2 separate regions of the Homo sapiens genome follow, and region 1 is linked to region 2. Evidence: read pairs that join two places in POLR2A ChIA-PET (ENCODE). Cell type or tissue: OCI-LY7. All regions are shown on one strand. Each heading gives the region's core, and the rest is flanking DNA. Links, peaks and the distances in the headings are about the cores only. Region 1 overlaps LOC124903847 (a long non-coding RNA gene). Region 2 has its middle 240 kb from the start of KAZN-AS1.

What was found. ChIA-PET counts read pairs that join two places held together with the same protein. Peaks named below come from ENCODE experiments on the same cell type or tissue, not always from the same donor. Only the 100,000 strongest peaks of a DNase experiment are listed, where the experiment ranks them.
Region 1: POLR2A ChIA-PET joins it to region 2 with 21 read pairs; 2 of 35 experiments call an interaction of 5 or more read pairs at or near these places.

What each region holds. Positions count from the first base shown.
Region 1 is chr1:14,300,305-14,310,263 of GRCh38, forward strand. LOC124903847 (a long non-coding RNA gene) reads left to right here. Exons shown (of 3, transcript XR_007065475.1): 3 at 1-9,959. It also overlaps a transcript of KAZN not described here. Among named protein-coding and RNA genes, the nearest start is that of KAZN-AS1, 110 kb to the right of the region's middle. In OCI-LY7, for the core only: no CTCF peak of the experiment used is centred there; a DNase peak (open chromatin) is centred at 4,479.
Region 2 is chr1:14,178,985-14,188,943 of GRCh38, forward strand. It overlaps a transcript of KAZN not described here. Among named protein-coding and RNA genes, the nearest start is that of KAZN-AS1, 240 kb to the right of the region's middle. In OCI-LY7, for the core only: no CTCF peak of the experiment used is centred there; a DNase peak (open chromatin) is centred at 3,997; H3K4me3 peaks cover 932 bases; H3K27ac peaks cover 458 bases.

The DNA.
Region 1 (9,959 bases), core at 662-8,661, 120 kb after region 2:
CACTGCAGCCTTGACCTCCTGGGCTCAAGTGATCCTCCCACATCAGCCTCCCAAGGAACTGGGACCACAGGTGCTCACTACCATGCCCTGCTAATTGTTGAATTTTCTGTAGAGATGAGGTCTCCCTATGTTGCCCAGCCAGGCTGGTCTCAAACTCTTGGGCTCAAGGGATCCTCCTGCCTCAGCCTCCCAAAGTACTGAGATTACAGGCATGAGCCACTGTGCTCAGCCGGATTTTAGGCAGTAGAGCAACATGATCTGAAACATACTTTCAAAAGGTCCCTCTAGCTGCACAGAGGAAAATCAATCAAAAGCGTGCAAAAATGGAAACAGACAGGTTAGGAAGCACACTGCACATGAGACACAATGGCCTGACTGAGATAGTGGCCATGTTAACAGAGAAAGGCAGACAGGTTAGGTTTATATGCAGGTGGCTCAGTCACCAGATCTGGCAACACTTTTTCCGAGGAACCAAAAGGGATTTCTCCCCTACAAATCAGTTTGGCGTATCATCAGACTCTGAGTGCATCCCTAGGACGTATCCTACCTGTGAACACCATCTGTCCTGTGAACCAAGGGGTAGGTATAGGGTAGAGTCATTGTGGAACTTGGGTGTGGAGGTGTGTCCCCTGCTAGAGACCTAGCCTGAATTCTGCAAGCTTGTGGCTCTCAGAGTCTTGGGAAAGAAACCACATTTATACCTATGTCAGACTCAGCCTTGGCAAGGATTGGTGAAATCCACATGTTGGAACAATGAAGCCTGAACCAAGAGATTCCACAGAAATGTCTTGTATGGAAAACTCAGCCTCATGGCCCAGTGAACCTAGGGAGTTACACACCCAGACCATAGGGAATTCACAAAGCTGGGCTTAGCATTCTACCCAGGAGGTTGACAGCAGCCAAGAAGACACTCCTTGGAATTCACATACCCGGTTGCATTTGCTCTATCTGATGACAATGGCATCTGCGAGTCAGACACGGTAGAGGAGAGTTTGATCCTGACTGTTCTCTGGCCCAAAGGCCCTGTACAAGTGTGGCTCTCCCTTCTTCAAACCTGCGGATTCCTTCCTCTAACTCCCCAGTCCCATCGGCTGGGGAAAATCATCTACAGGTTTGCATGATGGGATTGACTTTGGCTGCTCTCAAAGGCAAGCCACCGGGGTAGTGTAGACACACCCCTTCTGAATGTACCCCAGCCTGCCACTACAGGGATCTGTCTGATCTTGTGATTCATGTGAGGCGCTGGCACCCGCCTTCCTCTTTGACAAGGCGGCTCTGCCTGTTGGGAAATTTGGCTTGAGGCTTCACAAGCCTGTCAGCAGATGAGGGAAGACATATGCCAGCAGCAGGAAGCATGCATTAAACACAGAAAACTCTTCTGATCATGACTGCCCCAGCCTGTTCTATATAGAAGACATTTGGCAGGCATTCACGGGAGGCAGGTCCTAGCTGTGGAGGATTTGTCAAGTGCAAGGTACTCCTTCCTTTCCCTACTGGCCCATTCTCATCTTCCAGGTCTTGGGCTCAAAAGTCACCTCCTCCGAGAGGCCTTCCTTGACTACTCTACCAAAGGCAGGACCCCTGCATCGCTTCCTTCCTATCACATCACCTTGTTTTCCCTTTGTAGCATCTGTAATCATTTTAGTTACTTTTATACTTATTTAATATCTACCGCTCCCAATTGGACTCTAAGGTCTAACTGAGGTTTTCCTCTTCACTATTTCCACCTACCTAGTGCAAGATCTGGCACTTGGATACATGATGGGTACCTGGATAAATGTGTGGAAAAAATGGAAGATGCATAGGGAAAAACAAGGACCAATTTTTATTGATAATATCTTTCTCTATTTCCGAACTGACAGCTTCCTCTGAAACCTTTCCAACTAAATGCTATGGTTGTAATGAATGACAAGTTTGGGAGCTGCAGTCCCTTGAGTCATAGCAAAGAGTTGGAGAGAACAGACAGATCTATAATGAAGTTGTCACTTTTTCTCAAATCAACGCAGAACATAATGTGGAAGCAGGTATAGCCTCTCCCATCTTGCACCAAAGGACGTGAAGAAGTGAGCCCAAGTGAACAGGCAAGTAGGTGTCTCAAGTGGGGGTTTCTGAATATTTCCTCAGAAGACAATACACATGGAATCTCAAAGATGAGTCGAGATATGTGTCAATAACACTGAAACAGACATGTATCCTGCCCAGAGGTTGAGTGGATGAAATTGTCTAACATTCAGGAAACTCTAAGAATAAAGGTTAGATTCCAGGTGTAACAAGAATGTGTTAGCTGATCATTTTTGTTGGACTCCATGAAATTACATGGCAAATGGTGTGTACAAGTGTCCATATACAATGATCTAGGAAGAGGGATCAGAGGTTTTATCATATTTTCAAAACAGTCTATGATCTCCAAAAAAGGCAAAAGACAGCTACTCATAGGTGCTTTTATGGGGAAGGTCATATAGGTCATAAATCTATAGAAACCAAAGGTAAAATTGTATCTTACTTCTTGATCACCACGAGCCACCTCTCCCCTTGCCTTGTTTTGTTTAAGGTTGAGCGACGTGAGTTGTAAGAAGGATGGTTTGATGGGGTTCAGTGTTAGCCTGGAACTGGTTGGGGTTACCTGGGTGGAGGCTGCAGCAAGGTGGGAACAAGATTGAATGTGATATTAGCTCACTGCATTTTTGTTATGTCTTTGCCTGTGTGTCCTGGCTTTTCACATCCCATCTTGCTTTAGCTCTTGAAGGTACATTTTTCTTCAAGTTCTAGACTCAACCTTCTTAGGACCCTATCCCTGCTTGGTGCTTTTAATGATTAAACAAAGAAGCCAAGAGGAAGTAGACGTCGGTGTTTCACAAAGTGTGGTCTATGGACTAGCTGTGTCAAAATCATCTGGCTCGCTTGTTAGAAATGCAGATCTCTGAGCCCAAGCCTTGACCCATGAAATCAGAGTCTACAAAGGTGTGTCTCACTCTGTTGCCCAGGATGGAGTGCCGTGGTGAGATCTTGGCTCACTGCAACCTCCACCTCCCAGGTTCAAGTGATTCTCATGCCTCACCCTCCTGAGTAGCTGGGACTAGATGTGCCTGCCACCACACCCGGCTAATTTTTTTGTATTTTTAGAAGAGACTGGGTTTCACCGTGTTAACCAGGACAGTCTCAATCTCCTGACCTCGGATCTGCCCACCTCAGCCTCCCAAAGTGCTGGGATTACAGGCGTGAGCCACTGCGCCCAGACGGGAATCTGCACTTTTAAGAGGCTGTCTAGGTCATCATTCTGATACACAACAAAGTATGAACCCTGACCCTCATATGTCCTCCAGGCTCTCAAATGTCCTCCAAGTTGGTCCCAGAATGAACAAGGCTCATCTTTGCTTACATCATTCTCCCTTCCCATTTATGCCTATCCAAACTCTGTCCATCCTTCAAGATTACCTTATCTCTCATGGCATATAAGAAGTCTTTTTTAGGCATCTCCAGCTTTCATTTGCTTTCTTTTTTATGAATCCAACATCCACAAGTCTTGCATTATTCTCTTTTCCATTTATCTGACTCTGGTCTCTTCAATGCAAATATAAGCAATAAACTCCTCAAATCCTCATTCTCTCCAGTGCGTCATTTATCTCAAGAGACAAGGAGAATGTTCAATAAACAACCCTTCCTCCAGAGTATACCCGACTCTCAAAATGTTAGCGAGCTTGTTTTAGACTCTGCTAAATAGCTCTTACCTTACCAACTTCAAGTATTGATGGTGGGGCTGTCTTGCCATTTGGAAATCACAGCTTCCTCCTAATATTTCTGTTTTCCCAAGGCTTCCCTTCCTCTGGGCATTTCCTTTTGGAGTGGTAGAAAATGGGCCCAGAAGAATTTGAATGACATTCTTCAGTTCAGAATTCATGCAAAGAGCTGTCTGGCTGCAGTAGTTTGCAAAGTGCTCAAAGAGTTTCACCTACCGATGTTCAACTTTCATCCAACATCTCCAAAGGACACTTTTCTTTGAGATTCAAAAACTTAAAGGGAAGGGTTTTAAGCTCAGCATATTCCTAAGGACCTGGTCAGGACCTTGAGAAAAGGACTTACCCCAGCTTAGACCAAAATATTCACAGGATGGCTCTGCATCTCTGTGTGCTGTTCAGCCTCTATTTCCATCCCACGAGGTCTGACTATCTTCACTAAGCTTCAATGAGCAACTGGAATTTTGGAAGCTTGCTAAAATCACATTCCGTTCTGAGGAAGTTTGGTCTATTTCTTGGCCTTATGTCAAACATTGCTATTTTTCTTTCAGAAGTCATCCATAAACACATGGACAATGAATTCATTTCAATGCATTTCCAATGATCCAGCAGGCTTCTGAAACCGGTGAGCTTCAAATGCATTCCCAGGGGTACATCTGAGTTTCGTATAACCACTCGAAATCTCTTTTCTAGTACATGTGGCATTACCACACCACAGTCTTAAGGCATGACATAATTTACTTTTGCATTTTCCGTTCATTCTTGAACAGTTCACCGAGCTCCTGGAACTCATAACAGAGATGTCAGCTGTGGATGTTGATGAAGCCCTAGGACTGTGTCGTCTTTCATCAGAACATTCTTTTAGAAGCCTTAAGAAGCATGATTGCTCTGCAGCCAAAGCTAGTTTTTTTTTTTTTTTAATTTTAAATAAGAAGATAGATCTATGGGCCTTTGAGAAAAGGATTCTCATTTTAAAAAATTAATAATACAACTTGTCTCCTCTGCTTTTCCACATACTCACACATCCCTAAATTTTAGAAAGGATATGTCTGCTGCATTTTCATTCCTCTGCATCAGCTACGGTTTTGTAACCTGGGTTGAATTCAGCATTCCTAGCTAGAAAATAGTCAGCTGAGGAAAAGACTGCCATCGTCTCTCCCACCTTGTCCAACTCAGTTAAACCCATGTCGAAAGCAGAATCTGCTTTCACTGTTGGAGGAATAAAATGCAAGCCATGATATCAACCCTACAGAAGCAGATTATATCTTGGAATTTAAGGATATTTTAGAGGGCCTGACAACTTCCTAAAATTGAATTCAAACATTTGAACATGTATACACTTGCATTTTTAGGGAGTGAAGATCCCTAGTTCTCACCAGATTTGCAAAGAGGTCTGTGACCCCAGAAAAGGTTGGAAAAAAAACAAGCAAATACGATCCTGCAGTCAAGATCAAACATGCCCATTTGCTGAACCAAAATACAGGATGCATCAGCTGTCAAGACAATATTAATTCTGAAGACAGGGAAAGGAAAGATCTGAACTCAAGATTACCCCAGTTAATCTAGGGCATATGGCTATCTGAATTCTGGGGAATGACATAAGGGAAGTCTGCTCTCCCTTTTTTTTTTGTTTTCTTTTTTTTTAATTCATGACACTTTCACTGATCATTTGGATGGCAGGGTATCGCTAAGAACCAGGATTATAAAGATGAACAGGCCTCAGGTCTGTTTTTAACAGGCTTATAATCTATGGTAAGAGGCAAGGCATTTAATCTCCTTTGCTTCTACGATTATGGCTCACATATGTTTGCTCTGCTCTAAGAAAAATGCATCAGAAGCACCTTAGGTTTGGCAGGTAGGGGCTCTGATGTTAACAGGATTGGGTAGAGAAGCTCTTGATGCTTCTGGAAACCCCATGAGAGTTTAGAAAACACGAACCTTGTCCTTCCCTCTGGAAAGCACTCTCATCTTTCCTGTCTGATCACTGAGCCTCCTCCCCAGTCCAGGGAGGAAACAATTTTTGTTGGAAGACATTAAATTGCTTGGCTGGCTGTTGTGGCCCTGGGTGAGATGAAGGCAGACATCGTTAATGGAATGTGTTGTCGCATTTTTTGGTGGATTGTTTTGAAAAGTATTTCACTGGAGAACATTAGCACAGCTTGGGCAAAAGTGCTTTGTGAAAAAATTAAATCCCCATATTTCTCTATCTCTTTCTGCAATTGCTCCCCTGATGTGCTCTCTGAAAGGGTATTTGGTAAAGGCCAATGTATTGGGGTTGACTCTGAAGGTCCGTGGACCACGCATGAGCTCAAATGCAATTGGCCATTGCTTTGTGATCCTTACCACTCAGGGCCAATGTGACAGACTCACAGCCTCTCCAACAGGCCACTTAGAAACTATGGAGAGGGATGATTCAGTAGAAAGGACATGAACTCAGGGTGGAGTGGGCTTTCTCTCCCTTTGCTCTTTCCTGATTCTAACCTATCTGGGCCTGGACAGTCATAAGACTCTGCTATGAAAAACTACCCAGTCCTTGCTGTGAAAGTCAGCAGTGCTGGGCTACTTCTTGAAAGGCAATACCTTCTGCTCTACCATGATGTGAACCAGGCCCCAACCCCTGACCACAGGTGACAGGACATAGCCCAGGGTGTTCAGAATAATGAGCAGCCAATCGCAGACCATGAGGTGATGGGTGAGCTGGTGGGATTAGCTCTGCCCAGACAGGGCCTAGAAGTTGCCAAATTTAGCTCCAAACCAGCAGCATCTCAAAGTTCCTGGGCTCTACCTACAGAGACGCCTTCACAATCAAAGTTCATTCTTTAAAAGACAAGATAAGATTTGTTCTTCAGGCATTTGGCTCCTATCAGAGGCTTAGGTGTGAAAAATAACAAAATTTGATCTTCGTGTCCCCAATCTTTCCATTTTATTTGATGTCATGAGTGACGTCCAATTCTACCAGTGGTTCCCATTCATTTGTTCTCTGGGATCTGCTAATCTCATTTACATTCAGTCAACCCCTAAAGCACCCAGCAGAAAGCAGAGTACACAGAGGGGGATTTCATAAAGTGATGTTGACCCTTCGTGGTCCCACAAGTTCATATGCCACTGCCTCCTCGTGAAGTCCTGCCTGATCACCTGTTGAAATGAATCACTTCTTTCCCACACCTGACACCCTCTGCACCTGTCTAAGATAACAGTCCACTCTGCCTTGGGCATGACTTATTCACCCATGTGCTTCCCCACCATTTTTCACACCCTCCCAGTGGCATCCTAGACACTCAAGAACTGGCATGAACTTATTGGCTAATTATAAAGTCGTTTCAGCCCTGATGTTTTGGGTTGCTTCTCCCTTTCATGATAATCACACAGCTATGGTGGACACTTCTATGGTCCAGACACTGTCTACATTAGGTCATGTCTACACCTATGCTACAACTCTGTGGAAGGAGATACTATCATTGTCCTCCTTTACAGACGTGGAAACTGAAACTCAAAGAGGTTAAGGGACTTCCTCCAAGACCATTATCTATGCTAGTACCAGAACTTGAACTCTAGCCTATGTAACCCCAAAGACAGTGCTGTTGATCTTTGTGGGACACTTCTGTTTATAGCTGCCCAAGACAGAGTCTCCATCTGAGCAATGCTTCTCACCTTTGAGTTGGAAAACAAGCCCTCATATACAAAGAGGCAGTAACGCGTAGTGGGTCGCAACCACAGGATGCTGAAAGTAGGGAGTGAATGTTTGATGAGAAATAGAGTGGATACAGAGTTCCACTCCCTACAAATCATTTATTAACTACAAATGAAGAAATAGTAACTTTGCATCGAAGCAAACTGCCAAATACAATCTTGACCAAATGATCAAAGCCAACATCATCAATATTGGGACAACAGAACATCTCATGTCTCCTACTGTGATGCGCTGAGGATACAACATCATTCTGGTCTTCCTGCCAAAAATGTGTAACTTGAACACAATCATGAGAAAACATTAAGAACATGTCACAGAAAACTGGCCTGTGTTCTTTAAAAATTATCAAGTTCAGGAAACACAAAGAAAGACAAAGGAATTGCTCCAGATTAAAAGAGACTAAAGGCTCTGGATTAAAGACAATTAATTGCAATGTGTACTTTCAGGTTGCATCCTGAACCAGGGGAAAAAAAATAGCTATATAGAACATTATTAGGACAATTGATGAAATTTGAATATGGACTGTGAGTTAGATAGTATTGTTATGAAAATGTTAAATTTTCTGATTTTTGATAACTATTGAGATTATATAGGAGAATATATTAGGAAATGCATACTGCAATATTTAGGGTTATGTGGGCACAAGGTCTCCAACTTAATTGGGTCAGGAAAACAAAATATGCATATCTATGTAAAATATATGCAAAGAATAATACAGCAAAGTAAAAACAGGTGGATCTGGGTAAAAGTTATATAGAAGTTTCATGAACAATTCTTGTATTTTTTCTGGAATTTCAGTTATATCAAAATTAAAAATTGCAAAATGTTATAGAGTAGCAGTTGCAAGTGTAGGTACTGAAATTGTACTGCCTGGTGTAAATCCTGGATCTGCCAAGTACTGGCTGTGTGACCTTGGGCAACATACCCAACCTCTCTGTGCCTGTTTCCTTGCCTGCAAAATGGAGATGATAGAGTACCTACCTCTTAGCATTTTCTGAGACCTGAATGAACTAATACGCATAGACTAGAACCTCGTGCCTCATAAGCATTCAGTCATCAGTATGGGTGAAGGTCAGTGGTTACCAATTTCTTTGATATTTTCCTGTTTGCCTGTTGTGTATGATTTCCTGGTCTGTCAGATTATTTCCAGGGTGCAGCTCTAAAGACGAGCAAATTGTTATTAGATTTGGAAGCCAGTTCATCAAATACATGCAGTCCTCAAAGGGCACGAATGTGTTTAACAAGAATTAATGAAAAATTGGCAGCCTGATATTTTTGGCCCAGTCAAAATGTGTGGAGTCTCATTGCTAATTAAGCCTCCTCATTTTTCCTAGAGCAATGCCACCTGTAGGTTTGCCTGATTTGGGCATTTATTTTTCCAAATGGCAGCTGCCTGAAAGTTTCAGGAATCTCAGAACAATAACTGGAATTTAGGCTAGAAGAAGAAATGGGATATCCCAAAATTGCAACAGGATAAGCAACCCTTTTAAAAAAAATTGATGGTTAGATTTTTGTCAGATGCCACCCATTTATCTAAAACTTCAATTTTAAGTCAGAGAATTATCAATTAATAAAAATTGATTTATATTTACTAGGTATAAGGCACCACACAGGATGCTGTTGGGGAATTGTAGGTAAATGAGATATGGATATTTTTTCAGTTACTACAGCAGAGGACCTCAGTGTCCAGCGTGAAGTGACCAGAGACAGAGTGGAATGGGAGGAGGTCACAGCAGTGGCCAGGACCAGATTACAGGGGCCTTGGAGGCCACAGGGAGGAATTTGGATTTGATTCTAATGCTACAGGAATCCACTGAAGATGGCATTAATTGATTTTTTTGTTTTCAGTTGAGACCAGGTCTCACTCTGTGGCCCAGGTGGAGTGCAGTGGTGTGATCACAGCTCACTGTGGCCTCCACCTCCCAGGCTCAGGTAATCCTCCTGCATCAGCCTCCTAAGTAGCAGGGACCACAGGCACACACCACTAGGCTCATGCCCAGTTAACTTTCTTAAAAAAAATTGTGTAGAGATGGGGTTTTTCTATGTTCCCCAGGCTGGTATTGAACTCCTGGGCTCAAAGGATCCTCCCACCTTGGCCTCCCAAAGTGCTAGATTACAGGCATGAACGACTGCACCTGGCCTGATTTATATTAAAAAAAAAAAATTCTGCAGGGACACAAGTCAAGTTCAAAGCAGGAAGACCAGAGAGAAAGCAGCTGTTGTTCTTTAGGCAAGAGCTGGTGTTACTAGACAAGGGATGAAGCAGCAGGAAGAGATAATAATATTTTGGAGGTACAGCTATCAGGACTTGCCAATGGCATTGGATGGGGTTGGAGCAACGGGCGGCAAGGGAAAGGCAGGAGTCAGGGATGACTCCTAGTTTTGAAAGAAAGGTTGGCTTTGAACACATGGCAGTGGGAAGAAGGATATTACAGGCAATGTGTGAGCAGAAACATGAGGTGAGAAAATGGAGCCCATGTCCAGGGAAGTAGGAGTCACTGGAATCTTTCTGGAGAATGAGGTGCAAAAAAGGA
Region 2 (9,959 bases), core at 1,207-9,206:
CAAATTCCTCCTCTTTGGCTGGTGAGCATGTCAACAATTTATGGACACGTGATCTCTTGAAATTATTTGGCCTGCAGCTCCCCTGTAACTGTTCTTTCCTGCACGTTTTTCTTGCTGGTCATGTAGAGTTTTATCCTGCCCAGACACAGGATTGATATTCAGCCAGCAACTCAAAGGCAACCCCTTTGCAGATCTTTGGAGATCTAGGTGTAGCCCTCCTGCTCTTTTAGAACTTTGTCCTGGAAATCCTAGCTAACTTAGTCTTCCTGATCTCCAGCTCCTTAATTCAGTGACATTGCGGGGCTCTCTCTGGATTTCTCTTTTCTATGCTGGAGTCTGGAAATTCTGTCCTTGCAGAATGCATGGAGATATTAGGACTCAACTTGCTTTTTCATATTTTCTCAAGGATCACAATCCCATGTTGTCCAATGTCTAAAAATAGTTGATTCTAACATAGTGTTCAGTTTTATAGTTATTTACAGCAAGAGGATAATCTGGACCCTCATGGCCAAAGCCAGAAGTCTTCAAAGTCCCTCTATTGTATACTGGCTCCTTGATAATGACATTTTTCTTTTCATAATTGTGGCAAATGCAGTGGCTTTATGGAGAATGCCTAGAATTTACTTATTTGGGGTTTGAAAGGATAGATTTACCTGAAAATGATAGAAATTCCATGAGGAAAGAAATATTAATTCACAGAGATGTAAGGAATTAATTCAACAGTATTTATTAAGCACCTTCCATTTGCTAGGTGCTGTTCTAGTTTTTGGGGAGATGACAGTAAGCAAAGAGATTAAAAGAAGCCTCTCTGCTGTGATCAAGTCCATTGTAGAGAAAATAGAGAAAGAGGCAGCAACCATAATAAGTAAAATCTTAAAATCTATAACACATCAGATGGTAAGTGCTATGGGAATTATAGAGAAATAATAATCCTTTCAGCCCACATGTGGCACTGATTGGAAAACATGGCCACTGTCCCTTCATAAAATTTAATGACAGAGGCCATCTGCTTAGAGGTACAATAGCCAACTGTATTACCATAAATGTAAATCTAGTCTAGGGCTGTCCTCTCATGCCCCGTTAATTTCTGCAGTTTATAAACACTTACCACAAAGTCATATTCATGTATCTATTTAACACCTTGATTTTTTTTTTTAAGTTTCTGCAACAGGACTAGATACTCCATGAAGGTAGGTACCATGTCAGGCTTTGCTCACAAGTGTATCCCCAAGCACTCTATGTAGGCTTGGCATTTGAATGGTGTTCAATAAGTGTTTGTTAGTTACTGAACATGTTTGTTAATGGAATTTATAGATGTGTCAAGTTCTTGATACATGCCTGGCTTAGACCTTGTATGTACACCCTTACTTTTCTCTTCAAAATGGCTAGTCAATTTCTCTTTGAAAGTTACCAGTTGTGACTCTACTTTTCCTTCTTTTTCTTTCCACAGCTGTGCAATCATTGCACACCCTCAATGACCAGATTTCCCATTTTATTGTCACCAAGTCGAAGGCACTGGAGGAGGACAAAGACCCTTTTCTACCCACTGAGAAGGAGACTCTGAAGAGTTCCATGATATTGATGAGGCACCTCTTAATGGATGCTCAGGTACAAAGATCAATACAGAAATTCTCTATGGAGAAGGTGGAATCTTTTTTTCTTTTTGGCATAAGCTGTCCAAAAATGTTCAACTACCACACCTATTGAAACCTGTTTTTCTGATATAACAGATTGGATATGTTGAGTATTGGATTTCTGATTAGATCTTATTTGGAATTTAGTATTAAAATAGCTTTTTAAAAAGTCAAAGTAATACAGCTTAAGAACAGTATATTTGTTGTCTCTGAGAATTTAACAGATCTCCCATTAGCCTTGGAAAAGTGAAAATCCATTTACATACAAACTTGGCAGGCATCATAGCTGGCAAAGGCTTTGGAGTAGAGCAAATACTTGTCCCAAACAGCATAAGTAACTAATGAATATTTTGGTGCATTTGCTGTACTCCTCCCGCCCCGCCCCAGTAAGTACATCAGCACTGGTTTTGCTAGCGCTGAATTTATTGAGGAAGGTATTTAGCTCATTGTAGGCTATTGTTGAGATGTTATTCAAGGTGTCTCCTTGTGTACTATTTTATCGAAATATTTAAAAGTTATCTACTCCTTCTGGCTTTGTTGGTGGGTCTCTTCAGACGTGTTGATAGACAAACACCAAGTGTTTTAAGAGAATTGATAGTTTTCTGTGTTAGGGAAGCCAAACTGAGCTAGATCTAATTGTCATTCCTACCTCTTCAGTGTCGGGAAATGTTTCAGGAAATGTTCTGTGGGTTTGGTGATTTTTGTGTTCATTTGCCCCGGGGATTTCTTCCTGAGCTTGTTTTCTGTTCAGCATTGCTGAGGTCAGAATGGTTGGTGGTTTCTTTCATTCCGCTCTGTAGCAGAGATTTTGAACTGTGGTTTCTTTGCTTTTGTTTCTACGCTGGTAGTGGTTTATGTTTTATTTTTAAAATCAATCCCGAAGCCCGGGTCTTGTACCAATACGGCTTTAACTGGCTGTGCCTTTGTGCCTGTCTCACCTGTCAATGCCTGAAGCCGCCCCATGGGATTTTTGAGGCCCTCTGTTGAGATGGCCCAAATTATGCAAAGCCTTTCATTCCTATTCACGGTTCTCCTGCTCTCCTTCATTATAAACAGCCCATTCAGCTTCTCCTCTCTCCCCCAGCCTGTCTGGTGGAAAAAGGAAGGATTCTGAAGCTATGACAGCCAATTTTGAAACTCAGAAAAAAGGGAAATTTAGAAGAATTTACTGAATAAAAGAGAGCAAATTGTTCTTGAAAGGATTAGCTTTCCTCGAAATGCCTGGTCCCAATCCTGTAGCCAGCACCTCAGCCAAGGGAACTGCCTAAATGAATCCCAAAAGGCATTGTGTGTAAACTCCAGTTTGCAAAACCTAAGGTACTGAAAAAAGTGCATATTTTTCTTCTCCTTCACATCCGAGCTTACTAGTGCCTAGAACTGGATTTCAAAAATGTTTCATATTCCGGAAATGTTTGCTCCCACCGAGTGCCTAATTCATTAGAGAGCCTTCATCCTTTGTGGTGTTGACAATGAATTTTCCCTTTTTTATTTAAGGAGATTAAAATATCCCCTATCGTGTAGTCATCGTGTAGGAATATTTTCTTATCATATTTTCTCCTGATCCCAAATCGATGACTGCTAGAATGTTCTCCTTTAAATGGCCAGATAAAATGGAGTGGGATATGGTGGATATTCTCCTAAGTCATATGCTAAAAAGGAAGGTGGGTTACATCTTCTTCCTCTTTCCTGAAGGTAGGTGTCTACCTGGGTCAGGTAGAAACGTCATGTGGAAACCCCATTGTTTCTTTTGCCTCCTAACATTCCAAGATTCCTTGCTTCTGTCTTTTAAACTAACAAAGGATGAAGTGGGTTGTGATGAGTTTAGTATACCACTCTGATTGGTTTTCTTCTAAAACCGCTAACTTTTTGAAACAGTGTTTTGGTTATGATCCTCCGTTCCTTGCTGAAGTCAATTGGGATCATGTCACCTGCTAACCCCAGTCCTGTATCCTGCTAGTGTCTCAGATGAGTGTTGCCAAGCTTATAAAATGCCAAGGAATCCCAACGTTTTGGGGATGGCCAGGGATGATATGTGATTTTGAGTTTTGAAGTAGACACGTAAAAATATGTCATTTTTAAAAAAAGACTCTTTATTGGGCATTTCGGGGGCTAATTCACTTATTTTCCATCTGTGCTTTAACACTGCTTCTTCTCTCAATTCCAAAGACAAATGATTGTACTCATTTTCATACACTAAGTTCATCAAGAGTGGGAGGCCGATAGAATGTAGATATAACTTATCTGAACATCCTTTCGTTCAGTCTGCATTTTGTGATATTAATAGGCATCTCTTAGGTTTTTGTGTTGCAGGATGTAAGCCTTTCAAGGGTAGTAACCACATCCTTGAACTTGGTTGGTATAATAGCCCTCTCAGTTCCATACCCACAGGGCCCTTAATAGTATTAGATGATGATGAAACACTCTGACATCAGCTTGCAAGTCGAATGAAGTCAGGCAAAAAGTGTTCCACAGAACCTGGAGGCTGCTTGAGAGTGACTGCTTAAAATGCATAATCGATTCAAGTCACATCTGTTTGGAAGCAATAAATCCTGCTTAGGAGAACGTCAAAGGCAAAAGCATTGCCGGACTATGAAATTCCACCTCTGAGGATTATAAAACAATGTGCACAGAGCAAACACATCTCCCAAGTATAATGGGGAAGCCAGAGATGATTGGCAGGCCTGACAATCCATCCTGGAAAATGGAATCGCGAAGGGAGCACCTCACATGGGTAGCCCAGAAAGCCCGCAATTAGGTGTTCGTCCCCTAAACGTTTTGAGCATGGAGGTGTCTGAAGAGGCCTAGCACCTCTATTTGCATTCCATTTCCTTTTTAGTTTGCAGGCCCCCAAATTCAATGGAGTCTGCCATTCAGATCGCATTTGAAACCCGATCTTGTGGCTTTGATTCCTGAGAGCCCTGTCTAAACCCAAAATGCCGACTCAGCCTCCTAAGTGATTAGATTCGTAACACCGAAGAAGCGATTCTTTCTGGTAGAGATTAATTCTTTTACTCATACTGTGTGACTCCGCATGCTAAGAGGGGTTGATTACAGCAAATTAAATCTCTCCTTGGCAGTTCTCTCCCTTTACCCCCCAAAGACCTAATATCATTATTTATTAAGGGGAGAAAAATGCTTGGAAAAATAATAAGATTGCTTTGTTGGCAGGAAGGTCCCCCTCTTGAAGGCCGAGTGCTAAAGGGTAGAGAACTTTCTGTGCACCTAGGGGCTTCCTTCTGCAGGCCATGGAACAAAGGGTGGCTGAGGGAGAGTCTGTGCTCTGCTGACCTAAGGAGGCTGCCCTGGGTCTGGACAGGAAGTGGGTAGCCTCTTTGCCTAAAACTTGGCCTGTACTGGGACTAAAAGGAAGAGCTTGCTTTAAGGGAGGCTGAATCGTTGGTATACCCTTCCCAGAGGTCCATCTCTAGGGATGAAAGTAAACCCTTCAAAATAAAAATAAACCACACAACTGTCATCTCTAAACAAATCTCGAACAAAGTCCATCGTTAGGCGGAAAAGACCTGAAATTTGCTTTACTCTTCAAACTCTCCGTTTTTCCTTCTGCCCTTGTCTCCTCTTCCCTTTTCTTTTTGCTTTTCTTTGTCTTCTCCCTCTGCCCTTTTTCTCCCCACCCGACCCAGCATCTCTCCTCCTCCCCTCCTATTTTCTCCTTCTCTCAAATCTATTCCCCTCCTCCCTCCCTCGCCTTCTCTTCTTTTGGTTGGCAAAATAAATGTTAGCTGAGATGTGGAATTACATTCTGCATTTTTCACTTCCTTCTCTTCCTTCCCTTTCCTGTTCTTTCCTTGTCTGTCTTTCTTTCTGTTATTTGTGTTCGGGGAACTGGAAAGCACATTTGCCAAAAGCCTATATTCCCCCTTGCCAAGCAAGAGCGGAAGCAGCAGCAGGAGGGAAACCTGGCATTTAGGAGGCAGATCGGGAGCCCTGCCAGGATCAGACACTGCATAGGATTTGGGTGGCTTCGTTTTTCTTTTCTCTTTTTAAAAGAGCTGTCTAGCAAACTCTTCTAGATGATTGTGCTTTCCAATTGGTTTCTGGCAAAACTGGGCCGATTGAACATGATCAGCTATTTTAGCTGTCTGGACACTCCCTGGCCTCAGATGGGGAAGTGCAGTGTGGACCAGAGGAAACCTTGGCTCAGGTTCCTGGCAGATAGGGAGGGTTAGCGCCCCAAAGTCAACATCATCTTGCATTGGGAAGGATGCCTTGGGAACCGAGCAGTTCACACCTATTATAGAAGTGCATTTTAATTTGATTCTTCTGTTACTAGCACTTTCCATCCCTCCAGATTCTTTCCGAAGTTGATACTGTGGTCAAGGTAGGTAGGCCTCTGTGGCTGTCACTGGTACAGTTATCTGGAGCTTTCTAGCTGCTGCCGGCTTTAGGGTTATGCCTATGAATGTGACCTGGTTAGCCCTAGAGAATGTCTTGCCCTCACTTTATACAAACTGAGACATCAGAAGGATCCTGGGCTTAAGAAGGTCACAGATGCTGGCTGCGGCTATGGATGGTACCGCACATGTGGGTTTTCCTTATCCTCTGGGATGTAACACCATGATGGAGAAAGAATTAGAACTCTCTCCCTAGGTTCTCTTCCTTAGCAAGCAGGGAAGAAACTCTGACATTAGAACCAGGGAAAACAGGCAAAGCTTTCATCCTAAGAAAGTTACCCTGGGATATCTTGAAGTCTACTCATCCCACCAGCTTTCCACCTTGTAAAAGTCATAGGAGAAAGAAATACTTATATGGATGCTGAAGAATTTAGTTCCCTTCACTAAAAAGCTACAATGATAAGCTGATTATTCAAAGGAGTCTTAGCACATCCCCTGAAATAATCCATGTGCTCCATTACGCATCCTTTCCTGCGAGTTTGCAAAAGCAATGCTTATTTTCCATTCTTAGTTGCAAAACTATCAAATCAGCAAGTCCAAAAGCTTGTAGTTTTTTACATAACTCTTACAAGCCCTCTTTCCATACTGCCACAATAGTTTTGATCTTTAAAAGGGTGTTTGTTTTGTTTTGTTTTTGTTTCAGATAAATAAACTTTAAGCCACAGGCATTGCCAGGCTTAGATGCAATCCCTTCAGTTACGGAACTTCTGTACTCACCCTTCCTGTTTAGAAGAAATGGAGGATAAGACATAAAATTGTAATACTCTTGTTCTGTTAAGCTTGTGTCTAGGGTTTTTTTAAATTGATAGAGAAAGTTAGACCCTCCTGAGACCTCTGTCATCGTTGTAAAATCCATAAAGCAAAATGTTCAGAGAATGCAAAGTTGTTTCAGTGTTTGGTGCGCCAAGACACAGGTCGAGTTGGAAATGAGACTCAGAAAAAAGATTGATTTCCATTCATTGTATTCTGAAGGAAAGTTGCACCTCTTACTTGGGGTGAGTGATGCTTGAATAGAATAGTGTCTATCAAACTGGTCCAACTTCCATAGATCTGTATAGTGCCAAAGGACAATTTGGGAATTTGTTGGTGCAAAACTTCAATTACTTTCGTACCAACTGAATATTTTGTACATCATAGAGCTTTTATGTTACATTTTTTGATCCTGAGTCATTAGTTTAATAACATTTAAAATGATAATAAAATGGAATTTATGCTGGTCTAATAAGTGATGGTTCCTGTTACAGTAAGCAGGATACGAAATAGTAACAAAATCATGTAAGGAAGGTTGGGGTGAGGATTCGGTTAGGATTCCTTGGTTGTCAGCAACAGAGACCAGCTCTGATAAACATTAACAGGGATACACTTAATAGAAACCCATGGGTAGCTCATAGGAAAAGATAAAGCATTACATCTCAGAAAAGATAGGAGAGAGGGTAGCTATGGAGATTTAGGTGTCAAAAGCTTAAAAGCAATTGTTTCAGCGTGCTGTGGTTAGGACAACTTGGCTCCAACCATTTTCTTTCTCTGTGTCACTTTGATCAAGATTCAAATTCTTGGAAAACTCTGAATGATCTGTCTTAGGTCACTGGGCCCTCCTCTCTTTGACCGTGGGCAGGTAGGCTTGTTGATGGATGGTCTCGCCATGACTGTGAGCAAGTGCAGACTGGTATTATTACCACAAGGAAGAGGAGTAGATGCTGGCAGACACCGCTGCAGATGGAGGCAATAATTAATTTACTCTGCCTGCTGCATGCGTGGACTTCATGCTTGGGTCTCAGTACACAGCTTGGCACTGCTCTAAGTTCTAGGGACAGAGAGGGACAGAACTTTACCCCTAACTCTCCTCCCCCACCAGAGGGGTTCAGGATTAGATGGATAACTGGACGTTGAAGTGCTCCATGATAAATACTGATGACAGCGTACATGGGGGCTGTGGAATCTCGGAGAAGGACCTAGCTGATATTTGCAGATCACTTTACTGTTTACAAAGTACTTTTGCCAGCATTTTCTCATCTTCTCAGCCATGAGAGGGACAGGAGGTTGGGTATTATTATCTCTATTTTGAAAACTAGGTATTAAGCTTGAATAAAATAGCCTTTTTTACATTGTTCCATCCAGCCCGTCGCAAAGAAGGAGTAATTGATTTCCTACTTGCAGATGGTGACTTGGAGTATTTGCTTCCTGAGGGGTTATTAAATAGATAGAAAGGGGGTATGTAATTTTGGGAAAGAAGAACATTAAAACCTGGCTTCAGATATAGAATACCTCACATAACTAAAAATATTTTGACAATTTTAATATGTTGATACATTCTTAAAGCTACACACTACCCTCTCAGACTCCTAGAAAGGTTCAGCTTCCAAGAATATGGTTTACAAAAGTATTTAAATAGAATAGGAAATATATTACAGCCCCCTACCTCACATATCTCATTTTCTTCATGATGTCTACTGTGATGTTGGCAAATACTTGGCTTCCAAAATAATACCCAATCCCACCATCACCCTTTAGATGAGAGGCTCCCAGCTGAGAAGGAAGCAGAGCAACTTTGCTTCCCTCCCACACCAGGTGACATCTGGCAATGTCTGGAGATATTTTCAGTTGTCCTGACTGGCAGGGGGTGAGTGTGCTGCTAGCATCCAGTAGGTAGAAGCCAAGGATGTTGCTAAACTCTCTACAATGCACAGGAGAGCTGCTCACAGCAAAGACTTATCCAACTTCAAATGTTAGGAGTGTCAAGATTGAGAAACCCTACTTTAGGTCCAAGGCTAACTTTTTAATTATTTATGGAACTCTTTTGATTTCGGAATTCTTTTATTTCAAGCCCTATAATTGATCATAATTGATTTTCCAGATACATCTTCGTTATCCATTCACTCACTTTCTCCTTTTTCTATTGAGCATCTGTTATGTGCCAGGGATGTTGCCAGCCTATGGGGGAAACACCGGTGAAGATGAAAGGAGTAATCCTTGCCCTCAAGGATCTGGGGTTTCACTGGGGGCAACTGACTATAAATATGGGAGTAAACAGATAACAGTGAGTTTTAATGTTTGTCTTAAAGAAACACTGTACCAGGACCCCATTTAGATAACAGTTCAAAGACATTCTCTTTGAACATGACATTTAAACTTAGATCTGGGGATGGAGAGAGAGAGAGAGGAGCGTGTGTGTGTGTGTGTGTGTGTGTGTGTGTGTGTGTGTGTGTGAAAGAGAAGCCTTGTCTCATGCTTTATTGCATATATTTGTACTTTAGTTTTGTGTGTTAAGCATTACCCCATGAGGTGATTGGAAATAGCTCCCCTGAGATGTTGCAAAAGATATATACAAATTATTTTTTCAGAAATTTACATTTAATTTAGGGAATATAACAATTCCAGCTGGTCCCTTGGGAACAGAGGATCCTTTAATCCTTTGCCTATTGGTGTCCACAGAGGAACCGGGATCTCAGGCTTTTCTAGCTAGATGCTGGGGACATAGAGACACACACAAAAGAAGGCTAGGGTAAGAGTTGTTCGAATTTCATGAGACATAGGAGTGGGATGGATGAAGGGGAAATGAGGAAAGTGTAGAGCTGTTCTGAACAAGAATATGAAGAATATGCAGTAACTTACCGGAAGAGCAGCCTCATAGAATCTAGCCAGTAGTCAGTTCTCAATTATGTACCCATAGATTATCCATGGGCAAAGCATTTCTTCCCTGGTGGCATGCACTCAGGAAATGTAAACCAGTGTTAGTCTGAATGAGACAAAATTAGGAAAGTAATTTCATTGCCAATATTTTTTTCCACCACAATTGAATTCAATATCAGACTTTTTTCTTATCCGTTATTTAGTATCTTTTTAAGGTTGTAGCTCCCATCCATTAGTCAGATGATAGAGAGCCAAATGTATGCCATATAATTATAATCTTAAA